3 separate regions of the Mus musculus genome follow, and all the other regions are linked to region 1. A link is a loop called in an ENCODE intact Hi-C map of the cell type or tissue named here. Cell type or tissue: left cerebral cortex. All regions are shown on one strand.

The links. Peaks named below come from ENCODE experiments on the same cell type or tissue, not always from the same donor. Only the 100,000 strongest peaks of a DNase experiment are listed, where the experiment ranks them.
Region 2: a loop joins it to region 1, with 2.1 times the contacts of the local background. A loop is called at or near these places in 2 of 42 quality-filtered maps.
Region 3: a loop joins it to region 1, with 8 times the contacts of the local background. A loop is called at or near these places in 9 of 42 quality-filtered maps.

What each region holds. Positions count from the first base shown.
Region 1 is chr1:162,474,104-162,482,103 of GRCm38, forward strand. It overlaps Dnm3 (dynamin 3), which reads right to left and starts at 3,931. Exons shown (of 21, transcript NM_001038619.2): 1 at 3,560-3,931. The coding sequence starts at 3,720. Gm31985 (a long non-coding RNA gene) reads left to right here and starts at 2,563. Exons shown (of 3, transcript XR_373653.3): 1 at 2,563-2,772; 2 at 5,923-6,198; 3 at 7,129-7,550. In left cerebral cortex, a CTCF peak has its summit at 4,036; DNase peaks (open chromatin) are centred at 2,185, 2,732, 3,656 and 3,924; H3K4me3 peaks cover 2,792 bases; H3K27ac peaks cover 788 bases.
Region 2 is chr1:162,405,418-162,413,417 of GRCm38, forward strand. It overlaps Dnm3 (dynamin 3), which reads right to left. Exons shown (of 21, transcript NM_001038619.2): 2 at 1,918-1,991. Among named protein-coding and RNA genes, the nearest start is that of Gm39688, 29 kb to the left of the region's middle. In left cerebral cortex, a CTCF peak has its summit at 4,544 (motif pointing right); a DNase peak (open chromatin) is centred at 5,312; H3K27ac peaks cover 1,094 bases.
Region 3 is chr1:162,373,932-162,381,931 of GRCm38, forward strand. The region is part of intron 2 of Dnm3 (dynamin 3); the gene reads right to left. Gm39688 (a long non-coding RNA gene) reads left to right here and starts at 6,371. Exons shown (of 2, transcript XR_865682.2): 1 at 6,371-6,750. In left cerebral cortex, no CTCF peak of the experiment used is centred here; a DNase peak (open chromatin) is centred at 896.

The DNA of each region.
Region 1 (8,000 bases):
CTGGATTAAGGAGCTCAAACATCTCAGGTTGACCTGAAGTTTTTACATTAATTCAAATTTGCCACAAGTGACTTGTTCGAGCGCCTTACATTTTAATTTACTATTAGGTAAAATGAAATGAATAAGTGTGCCTACCTCTTCAGAGTTTTATGAGGATTAAATGAGATTACTCATATAAAAGGACCCGAGGTAGCATCCAAGATGTAGCAATCACTCGGTAAATATTAGCCATTATTTTTATCATTACTACAATCTAAATATACAAATTTAGAGCCAGACCTCCAAATCTTTTCTGTTTGTGCAGGTGACTCAGGCCTGTAATCCCAGCTACAATAACTGCTGAAAGAGGACAGTCACAGGTTCAACGCCTGCCTGGGATACAGGGTGATTCAAGGCTACAATGGGGGGGGGGGCGGGGGGAGGAAATGAGTTGAAAATGTGGCCGAGTGATGGAGCACTTGCCTACACCAGGCCCTGAGTTCAGCTGGAAGGGAGGGCAAGAACGTTCATATAAATACACACATAAGAAAGCAGCTGAATAAATTCAATTACTCCATTTACAAACCAGACCAATGGACAGATGAGAGTCTGGTCGTGAACCTTCAGCCCGTGGGTTTAACTTTCTGGGTATTAGACCATAAGCAGTTTCTCACTGCCAGCATATAGGCTCGCCCTGAACAATCACAACAATCTAGCTACTCACTCTATATCACATTAATATGCAAATCCGTTGCTTCAGCAAGAAAATCACAAACAAGTAGCTCATTCATGACACATTTTATTCATAACAAACTTGTCACCCGACAATTGGTCTTACAGATACAGCTAAACAAATACATCCACAACCGGATACATTCAATGGTATTTTTAAAAGAAAAACAGTATAAGCACACTATTTTTGATGGAAAGATATGGTCAGCCACTAAAGGTGGATTGTTAAGTGGTAAACAAACAGTCAATAAACACGAGAGTATTTTGAAGAGAACAAGCTTAATTCAGAAGCAAACAGTTTACCCAAGTGAAGATCCTGGTGCTGGTCTGTACTCGGTCACTGCACAATTGGTCAAGCATTGCAGTGAGAACAGCTATGAGCAGAGGAGAAAGACTGCCTCTTAAAGAACTTTATATTCGTTATGAAGCTCCTGCTTAATAAAAGTTAAAAGATTCCACTGAAACATGAAAACCTTTTCTTTTTCAACCTGGGCTGATTCACTTCTGAAAATGAAGGGTTTTTTTTTTTTTCCTTTTCCCTCCCCTAAGGTTGAGTTATAATTAGAAATTAGATTCCTCAATCATTCAATGACCAAAATCTTTATTAAAGTCAAATGACCTTCTAATTAAGTTTTCTCCTTAATATATAAATTGCGCTAGACAGGGCTACTCTGCAGCTAGGAAAGGTTTTATATATTTACTAAATGAGCATATTCTATGTTTATTATCTTCTTATCAGCCTTACAGTCACTACTGGTAAAACTTTATAAAGTAGGGAAAATGTTTAACACATTCTGATAAGTGCTCTGATTTTTACAGTCCCCATTTTTCATTTTATTATGGAAGAATGCTCAGAATTAAATATGTTACTCTCCTGTGCCTCTGTTTTATCCTCATTATAGAAGAATGCAGCTAATGAGGGGAAATGTAGACATCTTCATTATACCACTAGGAAGACTGTTCTGATTTGCCAGCCTGGATGGCAGAACTGAGATATGTGCATACACTTTGCATTGAAATCAAAGGCACCGAGCAAAATATGCTTAAATATAAGCCGTTCCAAGGAAATTATAAGGAAGATGCATAAGAACATGGCTGTTGCGTTTGAAATATGATTTTAATCCTTAAAAATGAGTATCATTAAATAACTTCTTGCCTTGGACCAGAGGTCTGAGATGACGTAGGCAAAATGCTTTGCTATTGCTTTTTTTTTTTTTTTATTGAGCAAAAATTAATTATAAAACCAAGGAGAAATGATCCAGGGAACTAACTACGAAAGGGTAGCTGTCAACTGCGAGCAATTACACGGTCTTATCTTTCTAGTTCACATTGAAGCAAGAAAAACGAAGAGTATCTCCTGAGAGATGGAGCATCATTCGAGAAAAAGGGAAACGCACTTCGCAACACTCACACCCAAAAATGTGGGAGTAGTCAGCAGTACAGTTTACACATTGCCAAGCAATAACAAAAAGGAAGAAGGAGATGGAGAACCACAGCAGGAACCCTCTGCATCACAAGCCGCTCACCAGCCAAATAAAAGAACAAAGTGTAATCTCAGATTGCCCCATCCAGCCCACCGTTTTCATTGCTGCACCTTCTACCTGGTTTACTACTGGGAAACAGATTCCAGCCTTCAGGATGCACTCCTCACACAAGGCCATTAAGGTAACTCAATCCTTCCTGAATTGTTTGCTGGAAAAAACGTTGATTTCTGACTCAAAACAATAACAACTCTTTGTTGTTGTTTAAAATTGTGAGACATGAAGCTATAACTACAATTTGAATTCTGGATGTTATCTTGAAGACCCGCTGGATAAACAAGAGCTTAAGGAATGCAAGAGGATTGGTGGGGGGCGGGAGGGGGGAGGCGGCGCATGGCATAGAAAGAGTGCAAGAGAGATGCTGGTCAGTTCTGAGATGGTGCAGGAATGACAAGGCACCTGAACATCGCAAGTCCACGGTCATCCCTGGAGGTCTCGGGTTTTCAGTCATGCCTGAGCAGTGAATGGGTGCACACTCATAAACACACCACCGTTTATTCTTCAGCTCCCAAGGCGAATGGTAGGCAAGCATCTCCCCGTAAGCCTTCACCACAGGGATTTCGGGGTTCACACACCCCGCCTCCCCTGCTCGGGGCAGGCGATGACTGTTTCAAACAGTGTAAGCCTTCACCACAGGGATTTCGGGGTTCACACACCCCGCCTCCCCTGCTCGGGCAGGCGATGACTGTTTCAAACAGTGTAAGCCTTCACCACAGGGATTTCGGGGTTCACACACCCCGCCTCCCCTGCTCGGGCAGGCGATGACTGTTTCAAACAGTAAACAGCTGAGATGAGAGTCAGGGACAGGGGATGGGGGGCCGGGGCGGCGGGGGGGTGGGGTGGGGGAGAGGGGGGTGTGGACGAAGAAGGAGGGGTACATCCCGGCTGAGAGCTTCCAGGAGAGTGACAGGGAAAGGAGAGGGGTGTTGAGAAAGAGAACTGGCGACTGGAAAGCACCAGGCTGCGCTTCCAGGCTGCCAGGGGCTGGCGCGCACCAAGCCAGCGAGGGAAGTGGATCCCAGGGCGTACCCCGACTCCCCCACCGAGGGTGGGGAGGAAATGGCTTTGTATGGCAGGATGAAAGGCAGACAGGGGGTCACCACCGGGTAGAGAATGCTGGGGCGAAGGATGCTCAGAGCAAGGAGGACCCCGCCCGCTCTAGAAACACTAGTGCTCTGCCTCCAATCCGCTGCAGCCTCTAGTCCACCCTCGGGGCTCCCCACACCGTTCCATGTTCCAACGGCCTGAAGCACGGGGCTCCCCCCACCCCCACGGACGCGCCCCCACCGCGCTCCCGGTGCGCTCACCTGCCCACGAAATTCTCGAGCACTGAGCTCTTGCCGGCGCTCTGGCCGCCCACCACGGCGATCTGTGGCAGCTCTAGCAGACAGCTCTGTCCCAGAGCCGAGAAAGCGTCCTGCAGACGGTTCACCAGAGGGATCAGCTCTTCCATCTCCCGGTTCCCCATCTTGCCTGTGCGGCCAACTGCCCCACAGGTCCCTGTTCGACTGTGTGACCTGGCAGGCAGCCCAGGCCTCGAAGCACTTGTCCCGGTTGTCGCTGTGCGGGGCTCACACGGCGGAGTCCCTGCACCGATGTCCGATCCCTGCCTCCCACTGCTAGGATCCTGACAGCTCACAGCCCACGACGCGCTTGCGCAGCCCAGAGAGGCGAAGGAGGCGTGGCCTGGTCCTGAGACGGTCACGCCCACACCACGCCTCTCGCCCTGCTTCTCCCTAGAGTTTCCAATCCTACTGGCCTACGGTTGGACTGCCTCCCAGCTTCAGTCAGATGCCACTGCCCAGGCTAAAGGGCAGAGTACTGCACTTGGTCAAGGAAAAGCCTAAAATCACACCCAACAGGAATTGTTGTTCCTTTTGAAGGAGCTAAACCACACAGACGAAGCCTAGAGGAAAGCACTACCATCTACCATCAGCTAACAGCACGTTGACATCAGCTTCACCATGCACCACCACCACTGTACGCACCAGAATACATTTCCCAAAAGGAAATCTCACATTTCACCCCCTACTCCAAAACCCCAGATTGCTGTGGGATGCAGAGATAAACTGGCCTTTTAGAGTCAATCCCCATTAGAAAACTGGGTTACCTGACCTTATTGAAGTACTCATCATTACCAGCCTGTCCTACTCTACCTTCTGTAAGCTAAAGTGTAGTTCCTTGAACCTTTCTGTTCCCTACTCCTACCATACTCATTCTGGCTTTTAGAATTCCTTGCCTGAGCTAACTGTCCTTTTAGCTCCTGGTCAGGACAAAGAGATTGGCTGTTGAGTCCATTGTAACCACGCAGTCTGCACTCGATCCGTTAAATTTAGCACACTGAGAAGAGTCTGTGCCCGGAGATGGAGACACGAAGATAAATGGCCATGGTTCTTCACCTCCTTATCGTGGTCCTGTTTCCTGTGCATTTTGAATACTGATACCTCTCAGGATTTAGTGCGCAATATTTACTTGTCCTGCACATCTTCCATCTGATGATTGCCCAATGGCTTTAAGTAACCTAAAGACTAGAGACTACATAGGAAAATGTGTTGCATCTCTAGCACCCTGGGGTCTTCACTGTCACTTAGGCATCACCATTGCACTATTGCCCTTCTAGGACAACAGTGAACCAAGTCTGAGCCTGCCCCACGTTTCCTAGGCTCGGTGGCTCTCTGGATATGCTATATGATAGCTGAGTCAGTCTTTCACTTTTCATGCCTGCAAAACCAGTACCACATGGAGTACAGAGCCATGCTTTGCTGCCGGTTTGGGATGGAAACTTTGGACCACTATTGCAGCAACCTCTACGCACTGACCCTGAGGAGCTGGTGGCAGGGACGTCTGTGGCAGAAGAGGGTGGAGGCTGGTCATATTGCATCTATAGTCAGAAGGCAGAGTTAAACGGATGCTGATCATCAGCTACCTTTGTCCTTCCTAGGCAGTCAGAAATCTCAGAAATCCCAACACGTGGAGTAGTCCCACCTTAACTAACCTAGCTAAAGACACGCCCAGAGGTTTGTTTCCATGGTGATTCTAGATCCTTCCAAGGTCAATGTATTTGATATAAAGAAATGATTATGGTTAAATAAAGTCATAATGGTGGAACTCTAGTTTGAAAGAGCTAGTGTTCCTGTAATAAAAGACACCAGAGACCCAGCCCCATCTGCCATACAAAGACACAACAAGATGGCAGCCATCTTCCAAGCAGAAAGATGGCCCTCACCAGGACAGATCAGCAGACATCTTGACCTTAAACTTCCCAGCCCTGAGAACACTGGATAAAAGTGTCTTTTAAAGTTATGCAGACAATGGCATTTTGTTATACGATTCAAGCTTACTGCAGATGTAGGGTGTATTTAAAGGAACCTGTGATGGAAACCAGGGAGCAATGACTGCCTCTGCAGAGGGTCATGGATAGCATCTAAGAAGACATGGTCCTTGCTGGGTTCCTCCTGTACACCACTACACTACACGCTGTATAAGCTGAGGACACTAGCCCACGTCCAAAGTGTTTTGAGCTCTAATGCAAAAGACTATATGCTATTGTGCATTAGAAAGAAAATATATCAGCTATTTGAAACCTCTAATCCGTCCTGTTCACTTAGTTCAAGAAGCCGTTCAGAATTACTCTTGCCAACTGCTTTTCTTCTTTACTTCCCTTTTCCAGATTATTCCACAGTAACATGGGGACAAGAGACTCTGAATCCACGCAGAAACAGCCAAGGTCCTTCAGAGGTGTAGATTTCTACTCATAAGCTAATCCACGTAAAACAAACAGGAAACAGAAATACAAAGTGGAAAAGCAGATGGGACAATCCCACAGAAAGCTAATATCTACCTTTCCAATATATATGAAAGCTGAGGAGGGATGTCTGCTCAGTGACGAGTGTCTTGAATGTATCATACAGTCATCTCAACCCTGTCCCAACCCCAGTGATGGATGGTAGGTTCCTCTCCCTGGCTCCCATATCTATGTCATCACTACTTTCCTGGTAACTCCTAAAGATTCAAAACTCTTTTTGTCTTCTGTGTGTAAGAACTTAGTAAGCCCATAAGAACACTGATACATAAGTATGTATTTTACTTCATGGTCAATCTAAAAGATAACCTTAATGAAAGAATAGCACCAAAGACCAAGAGGAACTTTTAAAACTGATGTGGCCTCCCCCAAAAAAGCCACACTCCATGAAACACAGTCACACTTCCCTTTAGATAAACAGAATTTTCTCCATTTTGATCACCTACCTTGTTTATAGGACTTAGTTACACACAGCCTGGCTATTTCCAAAATTAAATCTATAAATAATAAATATATATATATATATATATATATATATATATATATATATACACAGAGACATATATTTTAAATATGCTGCAGGATGAAAGCATTCCCTGAAAGAAAAATTTTCAGTAATGAAAATATGCCTAGAAAAAAATATGTAAACTCTCCCAAAAAACACAGACTCAGATATATGAGTTTAGGGATTCATGTTCTTAAAAATCCACCACATTATTACAAAGTCATATCTTGTTTATTTCCCATAGTGCTCAGCACAACATTTAATAAATTTTTATGAGGCAGAGCTGCACCAAAATTGTAAGCATTTGCCATGCTATCCATTTAATAGCTGGGTAATAATACTACTGCCTCAAATACTACTTAGGATCTATTTGGGCTCTTTGCTTCTTTCTGCAAAGGTTTTTCTTTTTCTTCCCTTTGCACAGATTTTAGACCCTGTCTGAAAATCAGATTCACTGCAGAGGCCTTTTCAAGCTTGTTAAACACGATGAGAAATTTAAGCAGGCAGACTGTCCAAGCTGCAGTCATTCTGTGTGACACTGACACCATCCTTTCTCTCCTTCGACTTAGGGGGCTGGTAAGAAGGTATGGACTCCCTACCCCATGCTCCTCATGCACTGCCAGGCATCCAAACAACTGCGGAAGAGGCCCTCTAGGCTCCTGCTTCAATGGCTTCTGTTCATTTGAGATCTGACAGATGGACCCTCATCAGTAGTCTCCTCAAAACATGGTCAAATTGACACATATGCAGGAGAGAGAACAGTGGTGAGCAAGCTTAAAGCACTGAGAAATCAAGGACAAGAAGAACAGTCTGTGTCTCACATGTGCATTTTTAACACAGAGATGCTTCCTCTGTCAAGCAGGTCTACACGTGTTCTTCTGGAATCTCTTAGGAGCGCTTTGAAAGGAAAGCTATTCCATGCTTTAACTCTCAGTTGTTGAGTTGTATCTTCAAAATTTACAATTGACTTGTTGAATTGACCTCCCTGTAAATACTGTGCGTGTGTGTGTGAAGCTATAAAATTCCATTTTAAAATACCATTTATGAAATTTTTAATGGCACAGAAAGATGATCAAACTTTTAAATGAGTGTCTCTCAGCCCCTCCAGACCCAAACCCTCAGTCCCTGCCCCAGTGATTCAACAGAATACCAAGTACAGCCTCCGTTGCCCCTGTCCATATCTTCCTGTGAATGCCACAGATCATGCCTTCCTAACCCCAACTCCATCCTCACCATTCCCAGCCCCCAACTCTAGCAGGCACCCCTGCTAAGCCACAGGTCATGCCCACCAGAAAACTAGGTCTGCTGAATGTAGGCCTTCTCCTCTCTCTTTCCCCAGACTCAGTCCCCAAATCTTGTCCAAACCCAACAGCACACCCTGGCAGCCTTCCCTGTTCCCTCCTCCCATCTCCTATGAATTCCACAGAGCTTCCCTTTCTAA
Region 2 (8,000 bases), 69 kb before region 1:
AAGTATTTATTGGAGGAGGAAGAGGAGGGAGAGGAGAAGGAGGAAGAGGAAGAGAAAAAGGAAGAAGTGTAGTACAATTCTTCTCTTAATCCATCTGGACATGGGCTTTTTTAGTTTAACCAGGACCATCTGTGTGACCACAGGTTGGGAACTATCCTCTGGAGTCTGGTCAGGCACAATTTGACAAAATGGCTGTGCTCACTCAAGATCCATCAGAGACCAATAATCCAGTAGTGAACACTAGGACCTCATGACTCTTTCCAAATCTATGATTGACTGTTGACAGTCTCAGTCTTGTGTAAGCTCAGTCCTGGAAGCCTCCATTGCTGTAATATCATGATTATCATGCTGTGTCATGCCCAGAACAAAGCATTTCCTAGGTTTCTCCCCATCTTCTAGCTTCTACATATTTTCTGCTTTCTCTAAATCTTAGAGAGGGTGATGAAGATGTCCTAAAGTTTAGGGCCAAGCAATCAACTTCCACTAATTCTTAGGACCTTGCCCAGCCAGGCCTCTCTGCATTCATTATCATTCACTGCAAAGGGAAGTTTTTCTGATTAAGGCTGAAAGTAGTGTTTCTTTATTTGGATAGCAGGTTAGCACCATGTCAGTTTGAACAGTACTAAGCTCCCTACTAGGCTCAAGGCCCCCTTAGCCATGTGTTCTAGGCTAGGTCTACAGTATCAAGTATGAATTCCCTTCTATAAGAGATGGCCTCATTCAATGGCGGGGGGGGGGGGAGAGAGAGAGTTAGTTAGTTAATTAGTTAGTTACTGGTTGGTTACAGCCAGAACAGTCATGTGACTATTATACCATTTTGGTACCATTGATAGGGACCATTCTGAAATCAGTCTAGGCAACCATCAACAATAATGAAAATGTTGTGCATATTCATGAAATCTTATTCAGTTGAGAGACAAAGTTTTTCACTAAACAGGAAGCTCACTGTTTTGGCTAGGCTGGATGCTCAGCAAGCTCTTGAGATTCACTGCCTCTGTCTCCCTGGTCAATGCAGCCATGCCTAGTGTTTTATACGGGTGCTATGGATTTGAACTCAGGTTCTCCTGTGTGTAGAGCAAGCATTCTTACTCAATCAGCCATCTTCCTGATACCTTTTGCATTTCTTTTGTTAGATTATATATACATATATATATATATATATATATAGATAGATAGATAGATCACAGAGTAAAGGTATTTTGCAACATAGTATTGGCATAAAGGTAGAAATAGAGATCTAAGGACCCAAATATAAGCCACATAGCTACAGTCAAAAACATTCTCTCAAGGATTCTGAGAACACATGAGTCATAAGGAATAGTCAGCAGTTGATTAGTTATCTATGAGTAGAAACTGCAGTTGGCCCTTACATAATATTTAAATTGTAATTATATGCATGCATGTGCCTGAGTATAGGCACATGAATATAATGCTTACAAAGGCCAGAAGAGGGTATTAGATCCCCTGGACCTGAAGGTGCAGGTGGTTGGAGTCACCTGATTTGGGTGCTGGGGAAAGAACGAGGAAGTACCTTTTAGCCATCTCTCTAGTTCCCTAAATAGTTTAATTTTATGGCAAAGTAGTCACACACATAATATACACACTTGCAAAAAGAGTATGCACCAAATGAGTGTTCATGATTATTTGGCACTATGAACTTATGTAGGTGGATGGCAATAAGCAAATCTTTTGGCAGAAGAAACTAGTGATAAAAATCAGTATTTATGTAAGGCTTCCTCTTCACTGCAGCCAAAGGAATCCGAAGAACAAAGAGAACTCTAGAGAGAAATGAGGCAGCTGCTCAGGGTGCTTCTAGAAGTGATTTGTTGGGGCATCTAGTACCCAGGAGTGAGCCTGGCAGCTGCCATGCGGCGTGTGCACGCACACAGTAAACATCTTCACTCATTCATTACCTACCTGCTTTAGAGGTGACAAGCTGGAGTACAAGAGGCCGTCTGGTTACAATGCCTGAGCCTCGAGGAAGAAAGTCCCTGAAAACAAACAAGAAACAAGAGATGAAGGCATTCTGGGATTGGAAACGGGCTCCATGGTAATTCTCATGGTAGTTTCCAGTCTTTCTCTGTCTCAAGACAACTAGACCCATCTATGGAAGGGGGACTTGCAAAGTTCAAAGAGAAATAAATCTCGTGTCAGCAATGGATCCATTATTGCGTAGTTCCTCAGCAAAATACACCACTCATTTACCTAGGTAGGGTTGATAAAGGCTTGCTTACGTTTCCCTGGGGTGCCCTTTGGTTTTCACTTTCAGAGAATATGAATTTGATTGATTGATTGATTGATTGATTGATTGATTGAGACAGGATTTTTCTGTGTAGCCCTGGCTGTCCTGGAACTCACTTTGTAGACCAGACTGGCCTCGAACTCAGAAATCCGCCTGCTTCTGCCTCCCAAGTGCTGGGATTAAAGGCATGCGCCACCACTGCTCAGTGAATCTGAATTTTAAAAATGGTCTGATACTGAAATTAATCCCAGAAGTTCTGATAACTGCAAAAATCAGTATTGGCTTTGGCTTCAACATCAATATTAGCACCATGAAAGTGCTGGCCATTATGAAGGGGTAAATGATGGTATATGCCCTAAATATCCTAAGATTTTTCTCCAATAAAAACACTCACAAAATGCAGTCTCAAATGGAAGCAATTATTACGTTGTAGAAATTAACACTAGAAAAAAATATTGCAACTTCAGTTGTTCTTGTTGTTCCTGACAAGTGGAAGACTTTCAAGAAAGCTTATGTTGAAAATGACATGTTAACATAGGCTAAACCTCACCAATAAACCTGCAGCAAAGGACGTTTTGCATTACATTACATGGGCAACATAACATGTACCATTGTTGATTCTACAATGTCAAGAACTTCATAGGCACCTGTATCTCAGCTTTTTGTCTGTGTTGGTGTTTTCTCTTATTGTTGCTGTATATTGGGAATTGAACTTGGAAGGCACTGGGTGTATTGTGTAATGTACAGGTCTCCTGCTGACCTGTATATATCTGCATCCTTCTAGTGACATTTTATTTTGCAATAGGGTCTAACTACATTGCTCAAACTAAATTTAAACTCACTCTGTAGCCCAGACAGGTCTTGAACATGCAATCCTCTGGCCTCAGGCCCTGCTTATATCATAGTTTTTTAAGCATATTTACAGTGCCTCGAAACTGTAGAGAGAATGTCATAGAATTCTATTCAAAATAAACCTTTGACTCTGTGATTCAGTGAGAGTGTGTCTCAAAACAGTTGTAGGATCATCTAAAAGTTAGAATTCAAGACACCCAGGACCCAGCCTCAGTGGTGAATACTTATAATACTTAATGGGAGGGGTAAACTCCTCGGAGACCCTAGCGTTTGCCAGGTTTGCTCATCAACTCCATGGTCACACTGGTACATGAGAAACACAGAAGCTTCAAAAAGAACTTCAATACAAGGAAATTTCAACACACAACAACTTATTAAATAAACACGGGTCAGAGGAAATGTTTTAAAGCATGAGCCACCAGAGACACTGATGTTCTTAGTGGAGAGTCACAAAGATAAAACTAAGCAAATTTTTCTCTATGAACATCATTTTGTAAGTGCTAAAATACATTCTGAAAGAGTTCATTATAATGAACAGTCCCTAAACTAAGCTAATGCTGTATTCCTTAGCCCCAAGGGCCAAGAACATGCAGAAATTACTATATGCTGTTGAAATAAAGAAGAATGAGGAAAGATGTTTGCATTTGAACTAAAAAAAATGCCTCCTAAATAAATAGTATTTTTATTCACAAATAAAATTGCCTTGGTTGAGCATGGTGGTGTGCATCTGTAACCCCTGCACTCAGAGAGGTGAGGCAGGGGAATGCTGAGTTCAAGGCCAGCTAAGCTACACAGTGAGACTCTGTCTCAAACCAAGAAACAAAAACACGGAACAGAGCAGCTATGTTCTGTGCCTACAACCAAAAGGGAAGGAGTTCATTTGAAAGTCAAAATGAATGAAAGGAAAGCTAAACACCAGCGTAGAAAGCTGAAGAGAACAATCTGTGTTTCTGTGAGTGAAGTTTGAGGCTTTATAGATGCCAAAGAGAAACGTGGGGTCTTAACTGCCTGAATACTGCCATTTCAAAACTGAAATGTTCTCCAGTAAAAGAGGGATAGAGGAAAAGGAGAGGAGAGGAGAGGAAGGGGGCGAAGAGACGTGTTGACTTTATACCCTCCCGCCGGAGCCTGTCTCAGCTTGTTTTTGTGACTGTACCTTTACACAATATGTAACTCCTCTGGATATGGCTGACGTAAAACATAAATAATACTTTCAACAACTAACAGGTTTTAGGCATCTGGCTGAAAGCAAACCTACCTATATTCTAATGCTTTTCTCTACCTTAAAAAATTTTTATTTATTTATTTATTTAATGTATATGAATACACAGTAGCTGTACAGATGATTGTGAGCCATCATGTGGTTTCTGGGAATTGTACTTAGGACCTCTGCTCACTCCGACCCAAGGATTTTATTTATTGTTATATGTAAGTACACTGTGGTTGTCTTCAGACACACCAGAAGAGGGCGTCAGATCTCATTACGGATGGTTGTGAGCCACCATGTAGTTGCTGGGATTTGAACTCAGAACCTTTGGAAGAGCAGTCAGGGCTCTTAACCGCTGAGCCAACTCTCCAGCCCTCCACCTTTTTTGTTAAGCAGCCAAGCTTAACACTGCATTGTGAGGAATCAGTGGATTCAGACGTCCAGCCTCCTCCTTGCTCACAGCCTGCCTCTAATACATACTCTTCGCCAAGCAGAGGACATTGGGTGATGAAATCTGGCTGTCTGGAATTCTCTCCTGTTTCACTGGAGCCTCTAATATAAGAAATCTCTCTCTAATAAAGAAGCAGGTGTCAATCTGGCCCCCTGAAAACGCACCTCCTTGTGATGACCCAGCAAAATTAAGTCCAGAAGCTTCCCGCGGTGTGAGGGCAGAGGACCCCAAAGGAGAGACAAAGAACACTGGTTTTGATGCCAGCTCCCCCACTACACAGGCAAAATTCTCTCTAAACGTGTTTCAGTAATTCTAACTACAAACCAGAGATCATATGGCTCAAATGAAATGCAGCATGTGACAACCCATTAAAAACCTGAGTACCATAAAAATGCACATCCACATTGCCATGATTATTGCTACGCCGTAGTCATGATGTGCTCCCGCTAATATTGTAGTGTTCTCTTGCAATAAATGCTCTCAGTCCCTAGTTACAAAACGTTAGTTAGCACTTTATGAATGGCATCTGAGCCGAGGGGCCACAGACCCCGTTTGAACCACCCTCTTGGTGCAGACCAGCTGCAGTGGTTTGGAATGCTCAGCTTGTTATCCCTGCCTCCGTCCACACCAAGCCAGGCACTGACACAAACAATCTTGAATAATTCATTAGCCACTGAGTGCAATCATCCACTTGATTTTCATTTCTTCTGCACCATAGACAGTTGGCTTTTTGTCTCCTGTCAGCATGTCTTACGGGGAAGTGAGTTTTCTACATTAAAGTCGGGTCGCTAATTCTGTACCTTTAGTAGTAGTTTTAATTTAATACATGTGTTTTCTTTATTATAGTTTAATTCACATACATAAAGAGATAAGAGGGGGTAGAAACCCCATTTAAAACACACACACACAATTGCATACATGACCATGCAACCGACTAACTAACCAAGCGCCTGTCACCCCAGTCCAAACATGAGTTTTTCAGACAATAAGTATATGCTTTTCCTACTTTCATAATTCCTAAGAAAAAAGAAAAAAATCATTTCTATAATCCTATAGAAAGAATGGAATTTGTAGCATTTTTTTTACTGGCCTTTTCAGATTTGGTTGCCAAGAAATAGTAATTTTGCTCCAGTCGGAAATGGTTGGACTTTGGAAGCCCCATCAGGAGAATGTAGCTGCTGTCTCCAAAAAAAAATTACACAGTATTTCCTTCTGGACAGCAAATAAGTACAGAAATGGCTTCTTACAACAAAGAGGTAAGTGGCCATTTACCAATGATCTTGGTGCTTTGGCAATCATACTCATGACCTGTGCTTGGAACTCTTGACCTAGTGGCTTCCTCTGGCAGGGTCCTACTAGAACTTCAACAGTTAACTCTATGTCTTCCTTCCTTAGCTCCCCCAATCTAAGCCTCTGTCTAAGCTCTCAAAAAATACTGGTCTGTTCATAGATTTGTCCTCTGTCCCATGTGCTCCTCCAGAGTCAATTAGATGTCCAAGTATTTCATTAAATTTCTACTTCCTCTTTCACCCAGGTTCCTGGTTGCTTGTTAGAGTCTTTAACACACAGAGGAAGCAGTCTTGAATTTGCCTCTTCAACTGAAAAATAGCTAAGTGGCATATGAATGAAAGAACAGCAGATCTTCCAATTTATTAAATATTGCTTGAAATAATCTAATTTGCTATTTTAATATGCACATTTAAAGTAAAAAAGTATTCACCAAAGTATAAAGTATGAAACACAGTGTTGATCTGTCTTACTCCTTGTATAAAGACATGAAATAGAATTTGAAGAAAACAATTGTTTTAATCCAAGAAATATCATACTTCTAAAAATTAGTCTTTATACTAGAAAAAAAATCTCTTGAAATTATTGCTTCTAGTATAGTTTTATGTACTGTAGAATAATCCCTGTGGTGGTAACATCTCAAAACACCTCACAAGAAAGTGAGGAAGGTAAGAGATAGGGACAGAAGAAAGCAGAAATAAAGAGGAGGCAGAAGCAAACACAAGCAGATAAGTACTAAACACTACCTGCCCTACCCCAGGAAGTGCTGGGGTCCTGCTCTGATGCTACTACTGAATGGAATGTGCTGTTAAATGCCTCTGTGCTTTCGTGCTGGAACTCTGGAACCGGAGCCTCACCAGCCTATACTGCCACTTCAGCTGGAGGAAGTCATAACACCAAGAGCCTCCAATTCTTTGGGAAACTGCAGTTTCCGTCCCTCACATACATTATTGGCCACGTTAAGGATATTAGCATTTGTTTGTAAAAGATCACATGTTGCCAATACCGGTCACTCTATAAAGTGACCGTTGCTAACATCACTTCACTTGGGAAATACAAGACCATAATTACAGAAAGCTTGCTTCTTTTACGCATCCAAAAAACAGTGACATTCACCCAGAAAACTCAAAATTTCTAAGCAACACATTTCATCAACCAAATTAATCATGGATCAAGAGTTCCCACCAAAGCATTTAGGATGTAAAGTTTCTGTATCCAAGATCTATAAACTGAATGAAGACAGGCCTCGGTTCACAAATACTAAGCTACAAAAGTAGCTTATTTATAAACTTTTAGCACCAGATTAATGAGTCGTGGTGCAAAATAGAAATAGCATCACTTTCCCCCAAAATCTCACATTATACTTTACTTTCTTTAACTAACATGAAAATAAATAGCTAGAGAGACTATTAAGTAGGCTGCTAGTTGCCTATCCAATGTCCATTTTTTCTTTCTTATTAGCACAGCCCAAATTTCCCTGGGGATGGCAGCATGCCTAATGTTAATGAATAAATTAACCATGAGCCCCAGACTTCCTTGCAAATGCCGTGCCCCTAACTGCGTTCTGCATGGTAAGATGTCTTTGGGGATTGCTGTGTGCCATCCAGTGGTTTCTGTAACACGCTCTGATTTCACCCAAATGTACTCTTTGCCCTTCCTCTTCTTTCTTCTGCCTGTCAGTTGTCTGTGTCTTCTGTCTGCCAGTTGTAAGTGATTACAGCGCTGTAGTGATCATCTCCATACAGAGAGGCAAGGCGATCCTGTGGACAGAAGCCATGTGCCCAGAACAACAGAGAGAACACACCACAGAGAACCTAGGATGCTAATAACATTACGGTCCATGGAGCCAACCTGACGCTCCCTGGGAAGGAGAGGGGACAAGAAATGAGGTGCTTCAGGCAACTGTTTGCAATTTGCTTTTCATTGCTGCCTCTTTATGAAAACATTATCTGATTATTTTC
Region 3 (8,000 bases), 100 kb before region 1:
CCCACCTGTCCAGCCCCACCCATACATCCATTTCTCCTGAGCCAGCTAAACTACATGCCCAAAGCTCTTCTTGGCGGATGTCCCACGGTCCTGCCATCTTCAATATTCCAGAATCGCACTGTGACTTAAGCTTCACCTTCAGTGCTTCACTCAGTGGTCTCTCACTCAGTGGTCTCTCTGAGTCTCTTTGTGAGAATGGTAACACACACAGCTCTGTAGTTTTTCATTTAGTTTCCATACCTTCTAAACTAGTATCATATAGACATCACTATCAAGATGGAGGCCCCTCTCTTAGGCAACAACTGCTGAGGAAATACTTTTGTGCTCAAGGGAACAGGGAACCCCCCTGTCTTCCTTTAAGAATGAAGTTGAGTCTTCTCAGCATGGAGCCTCCAGTGGGTGAGAGCTTACCTTTGAGGCACAATTCCTAGTGTCCCAGTGAACCACAAGAGATTTATGTTTGGTGGTACTGATTTCTTTAACAATTATAGTTGCTTTCTCAACACTAAATGACTATTATTCTCCTGTCTTGAAATTTCCTCTGCCAAACAATTTACTCCATTATCTTTAAATTTGACTTCAGCCGTGCTCTCAAGATGTGGAAAGATTAAAGCCATATTCTTATCACACAAATAGCCCCTATTACAGTTTCTGATTAGAATCCATGTTCCCATTTGAAACCCTGTGAGTCAAGCCTCCATTATATGTTCTTTCAGCATTAGCATCTTCCAAGGCAATTCCAGGAACAGCCCATTAATCTCTTCCTCTAACACACTAAAGCATTTCTAGCCCAAAATACCAAACTCTTGTATATTTCAGCCACAAACGTCTCCAAGGCTTAAGAATCACATGGTCAGCTCTATCCCAGCAAAGCCTCTCTACTCCGAGCTGATGTCTGTCCTCCTTTCTTTTCTAGTCTCTGTGACAAAAATCTTCTGACAAAAGCAACTCAGGGGAGGAGGAGTTTATCTTAACTCACAGCTCAAGGTAGAGTCAGTCATGAGGAGGAGATCAAGGCAGCATGAACTTGCAGCAGCTGGTCACATCATAGTCACAATCAGAAACAGAAAGGAATGGGTGCATGTTTGCTGCTGATTCCCTTCCATTTATACAGCCCAGGACCACAGCCAGAGAATGGTGTAACCCACCACAGGCAGGGCTTCCCACCTCAGATCAGTCATGATAGAGCCCTAGCACTGTGCCCAGGGACTCATCACCCGGTTGGCTCTACATTCTATTATCTAACAATGAACACTAACAAACCACTACAGCTCAGAATGCTTACTATATGTGGTCTCTCCTTTATTGTTATTTAATAGTTATCAGTTTGTTGTGGGATTGTTTAAAACACACACTCTAAGCGATGATTTCTGTGGTGCTTCAAAACAGTGCATATAAACGTAAAATTAGGAGTATAATGCAAAAAAATTACTATTTTAGATACATTCTTATTTTTATCTGTTTCTACACAAATCTGATTTTACAGAAGTCATATTGATTTCTATAATAACTAACTCTTGAACTTTATAGTAAAGTTTATATGATTAAGAATCTGTTAGATACCAAACTTTTATTCATGGACACACATTATTTAATAATAATAATTATTATCCTGGGTAAGCCATAAATTTTCTATTCTTCAGTCTCTTCTATATATTATGAGAATCATTATCATCATCATCATCTGCCTTGGGACTGTTGTGAGAATTAGGCAAGCCAGCATTAACGAAGAAGTTAGATGAGTACCAAGTAGACAAGTAAAAGCCATGGAGCTCGAAGGGTGGCAGTTAAGAGCTCTGGCTGCTCTTCCACAGAACCCAGATTTAATTCCTAGCACCCACATCGCTGCTCACAATCATCTCTAACTCCAGTTTCAGGGGATCTGACACCCTCACGCAGGCATATGTGCAGGTAAAACACCAATGCACATAAAATACAAATAAAGAAAAACACTGTTGTATAAAGCTAACGGTTAAGGATAAAAGCTGTCACCACTTTTCTTGAAATAAAGAAATAAAGATTCAGATGAAGGCAGGCTCTGGCATTTCTACAAGCATCACCTCTAGCTACCATGATTCTCACTTGGGCAACATGACACTGTAGTTTTTCTTGAGGTATCTGAAATTTCCTTTGATGTGGTGATCGTTCATTTGTCCTCATGGGGGAAAAAGCCATAACAATAAATGTAATCCTATTTTTTCCACAGCATAGCTCAGAATATAAGTTAACATAAGAACGGCCTTTCTTTCACTCCCACTATAAAAATCATTTGTAACCAACATTTTTAGTGACAGAAGGAAAAAAAATCTGTGTTTCTATGACCACAAAATCATGTCTCTTAGAAGCCTCAATACCAGAAAAAAAAATTATTTTGATCTGAGCTTAGCACACACATAACATTCAACATTCTTTTATTTCCATTGTGTGTCAGCGGAGCATCTCTGAGAAAGGCACCAAGGCCAAGGCAACTCTGTTAAGAGAAAGCATTTCAGTGAGACTTGCTTAGAGTTTCAGTTAGTCCATGATCGTCCTAATGGAAAGCAGGCAGGCATGGTGCCAGAGCAGGAGCTAAGAGCTTTGCATCCTGATCTGCAGGTAATGGGCAGAGAGGCACTGGTCCTAATGTGGACACTTTAAAACCCTCCCCCAGGGACACACCTCCTCCATAAGGCTACCCTTCCTAATACTTCCCCAACACTTCATCAGTTGAGAGCAACCCAGGCAAATGTATGAGTCTATGAAGGCCATTTTCATTCCAACCTCCACACGCTGTCTTGTTCAAGCTTCAAAACCCTTGCATGGAGAATGACAGGAAGAATAAATGAATTCTTTCTAATTATATACGGGAGAAAACATGGGACTGGGCCATTTCATTTCACCATGCCAAACTACATCTTCATGGAAGAGCATTTGAGTTACAGGGGACATCTTTCATATGTGACAGGCACAATATCTAGAATTAGCAGAGCAAATATCTAAGGACCAATTTTCCTACCTTTTAACCCTCTTAGCTTCTCTGAGATCATAACCATAAGAGACTCAGAGAAAGTAAAGATTTGTGAAGCCTGAGGGTCTCTCATCATACAGGGGAAGGGCAAGGAAATGCTCAGTGAGTAGCCTTCCGAAGAGCCTCCAATCCTGCACCTGAGGGACACTGAAGCCAGAAAAGGGACCAGGTCACAGCAAGAGCCTGCTAAGACTGCACACCTACAACACTGAGTCACATGGCCACACAGGAAAGACACTTAAATCCTGCTCAGGAAGTCCACCTGTGAGAGCAAGAAGATTCATGGGCAATATCTATGTAGATTGGTCGATCAATGAAGCATAGAAGTACACAGCGGCTCATGGTTCCTGACAAAGATTCTGAAGTCCTTAGCATGTTATGACTCCTGAATGAGAGGGATATGTGGTGTTATTCACAACAATCCCTTTTTATTATATGTAAGTTTGTGCTGGAGAGGAAACTTTTATTAATGGACTCCTATAAATTTCAAGATGGATCTGAAAATTGATCACCAAGGACCAGTGATTTATCAATAGTACCAATAGGACACAACTTCCACTATAACCCTGACCAAAGGGGTCAGAAGACTCCAAAACCAGAGAATTCATCCACATGAGGGGAGGGTGCTGCACGTCAGCTCCATGGGGACAGTGACTCCTGAACACTGGCCTGGGTGCCTCCTCTTCCCTCTGCTAACCCCATTCATGTGTATGTCTCCTAGTCCCCAGTAAACGCAGACAAAATCTTTCCCTGGATTTTACAAACTCTTAAGAAAAATAAAAATCATTAAGCCAAATCACGTCACCTGGGACCCAGCGCTGGAGATTGGCATCAGAACTGAGGTCACTCTTGTGAGATAAAAGCCTTAACCCTGGCGTCCATTGTAACTCCAGATCATGTCAGAACAGAAGTAAATTACAGACCACCCAACTGCTGTCCACAGAGAATTTTAAAATGACTTGGCATGGAAAATAAACTCTTTTGGTGCCAAAAACACACGTTGTGAGCTCATATCTCTCTCTTGGGAGCCTGGAGAAATATTTTTTGGGTTATGCTATCCTTTTCCTGAGTATCATTTTTTTCTCACTTAATGTCGATGATTCGATCTGTATTAAAATCTTTTCATGTATTGCAACTTTACCTTGTTCAAGAAAAGCATGTGGAAGCAGAAATCTTTTTCCAATAATCGGAATAAATGGAGATGAGTTATGCACAGGGTGCCACAGGGCAGCTTCCTGGGGCCAAGATATCACTGAGGGTCTAATGGCAATGAGGCCTCCCCTTCCTTCCTGAGTCTTGCTGCTTCTACGCATGTTCAAAAGTGCAAAATGTACTTCATAATTGCTTCGCATAATGTTTTGAATCAGAGTATTCCGAACAAAGCAAACAACTTTGAAGAAAATATGGTTTGGGAAATTTTTGCTACACAATCATATACTATATATGATTTACATGTTTATGGTATTGGCATACTACATGTGTATGATTAATCATTTTGATCATGTTTAGCTCCACAGAAAAATGGAAGGGCAAGTATAGAGATTTCTCATATCATTCCAGCCCCAGCTATGTGCATCCACATAGTGGTAGCCTTGCCGGTTTGGTGAGCCTACATCACTGCACTGTAACCATCCATCTTTGTTTCACTGTGTGGCTTACTTTTGCTGTTCTGTCTTCTGAGAGCAGCTGAAAGAAAGCAGAAGAGGGCAGCCTACTGCTAGGTCTTATGTGAAAGTTGTTTTTCTGTTTGCTTGTCTGTCTGTCTATAACATGTCATTTGCAGAGCACTCCTGATTATACACGCCATCTCTTCTCTCTTGTACCACTATTTCTTCATTGCACATACTTAGCTCAACTCTAGAATCCACTTTTTCAGATATTAGCCCATAAGTCTGAATGCTCCCTGGAGATATAATAGCACCATTTTTTAATATCTATTAGCAGTTTTCAAACATGAGAGAGCCCTGGTATTAATTGTCAATCATATGTGGTCTCTGATCATTTTCCTGGTCTTTAATAGGTACTCCAAGTCTCCACTACTTATAATTCAACTTTCTCTTAGTAGTCATGCTCAGTAGAAATTTGTGACAATCCTTTTGACAAGCATTCAGGATGGTATTTTTTTTTAAACTTACTGATCTTTTCTCACCTACAAATATAACTCATGTTTCACTCAACCTTTTTTGTATTCAGACTACCGTGTTTTTGTTTTAAATCCTGACTTCAGTCTTTGTCTTCTTCTCAGTACCTCAGGCATCTTAATGTTTTCCCCCTCTCTCTTAATTCCTTCACTATCCTGAAAATTACTATACTGTCTTACCATCCTCTGAAAACACAGTTCCTTTACCTAATAATATATTAGCTATAACCTATTATAACTAATGGTTACATGTGTTTTCCTGGGGCTGAATCACAATCTGAGTGGCATAAGACTATAGACATTTTTATTTTATTTTTTTTACAATGCTGTAGTCTAGTAGTCCAAAATTAAGATGTTGGTAAGGCCATCCTTTCTCTGGAGGATTTGGAGAAGTATGTGCCCCAGGCCATCCTCTTAGCTATAGGTGGTTGTCAGCAACTTTTGCTGTTCCTTGTCTTAAGAATTCACTATTCCAGTCTCTGTCTCTCCTTCCCATTTGCAGGAGAACCATGACTTGTTAAAATTGTTTTATTTACTTACATTCCAAATGTTGTCCCCTGTCCCAGTTCTCCCATCGTCTTTGCCTCTGAGAGGATACTCCCCCACCCACCTCTATCACCCATTCACCCACCCTTACCTCATCCGTCCAGCTCCCTTCCCTGGAGCATCAAGTCTCAACAGAATTGGGCACATCCTTTCCTATTGAGGCCAGACAAGGCAGTCCTCTGCTACATAGGTGTCAGGGGCCATGGACCAGCCCATGTATACACTTTGGTTAGTAGCTGAGTCTCTGGGAGCTCCCAGGGGTCTGGGTTAGTTTAGACTGTTGGTCTTCCTAAGGGGTTGCCGTCTCCTTGTGCTCCTTTAATCCTTCCCCTGATTCTTCCAGAGGGGTCCCCGACCCCAGTCCAATGGTTGGCTGTGAGCATCTGCATCTGTTACAAGAGGCCTCCCCACTGATACCCAGCAGATGTGTACTTAACCTTCATGTGGGTCCTGAACAACTAGAGTAGGGGCTATCCCAAAAGCGGTTACCTGCAGTACTACCCAAATATTATCTTAGAAAACGCTGTGAAGGATGAAAGGTCCTTATTGCGTTGTAAGGACTCATCTTCTTCAGCCAGAGGCCGGAATCTTCTGGAAATCAAGCTAAATTCAACCATGAGGATAGCAGAAGACAGAAGCTACTGGTAGAGCCTCTCAGAGGACAGCTGACTGGGAGTGGTGACTTTGAGAAGACACTATTTGACTGAGCGTGCTAACTTCCTGCTAACTCTCTGGCCTCTGGACCAAGTGATCCACGTCCATTGCCCCAGTTCCCCTTCGTTCCTTGGTGTCCACTGCTTAGGAACAGAGGTGGCTATGGTCAGCACACACCTAACCCCAAGCTTCATCTTTCTAGCTGGCCTGGCTGCACCTGACATTGATGCTCAACCCTTCTTCACCTAACTGCCTCCACGCTGCCTGTGTGCCACACTCTGGGTTCTCCTTGTCTACGTGGGTTCCTCTTGCTTCTCGAACTTCAGTGTGAGTTCACCTCGAGGTCTCTCTCCTGCAATGATCGTTTGGAATCATTCTTTGGAGATTTTTACCCGCTTACAAGGTAATACTTATAACTTACAAATCTGCAGAGTGAGCCTAGGTTTGTATTCACTTGCTTGGATGTGCTCCAAGCACCCTATCCATCATGTTTCATGAATAAACTGTTTTCTTTATTTGAAGATTGTTTTGAAGGTTATTAGATCAGTGATCTAATAATCTAAGCTAGAAGCCTGGTAGCAACTCACCCTTGTTTCTATTTATACACTCTTGTCATTTTGGTGTATTTAATAATAGAGTAGAATATATTGACATGCACAACAGATAACAGTAAAATCAACCCCAGGAACCCATCGTCAGAATCAGGAATATCTAATCATTTCATCCCCACTTCTGTATCTCTTCCCTTATTCCTCTCCTCATGAGTTAATTATTTTCCTTTGTGTTATGACTTCTTTTCCCATATTAGTTGCTTATATACATAGGTTTATATACATAGATTTATATTCATAGGTATCTCTAAGCCATATACCCTCTCATTTTCTTCTTTGGAGCTTTATAGAAATGAAGAAATTCACCTGGGACCTACTCTAAGTCAACAATAAAAATTACGTTTCAAATATTTATCCATGTTAATGTATATGGCTACAATTCATAAGTTTGTATGCTATTATATTATGATAATTAACTAGAGAAAAAAATATATAGAGAGAGAGAGAATATTAGGATAAGCTATATAGTACACAAAGTAAACCTAATAAACAATAGATAACTAGGTCTAACTCTCTGACTTTACTTCCTGAAGCTTTCTTGATTCCTTTCTAAACCACTCTCACAAACACCAATCAAGAAAAGCTCTTGTGCCCTCTCATCTGGGCATCTTACTTCATGGTTGCATCCTGGCTAACTCTGTTCAGTCTCTTCTCCCATTATCATCATGATATCCATCAGCATGAAGAGATGCTCAGACCAGCCCTTCACTCCAAAGCTTTGATAAGTCCCCTTTGTAGGTGGACTTTGCATCGCGCTTCCATCTCATGTGCCCCAAGACAGTGTGTACTCAGAAATTCCACTAGCTGTCTTCTCTCCAGGTTTTAAACTACACTTATTTCTAGGAATATCCCACCTGAACAAACAAATATTTCTTTGTTCTTGCAAATATACAAATACCACCACACACATAGCACACATACATATTCGCATGCGCACATGTATCTTGATATGGCTAGCTTCTGTTCATTAAGACTCAGTTCAGGCTCCTCAACACAAAATTGCCCACTAATTCTGTCCATGCTAATTATCTGCGTATCATGT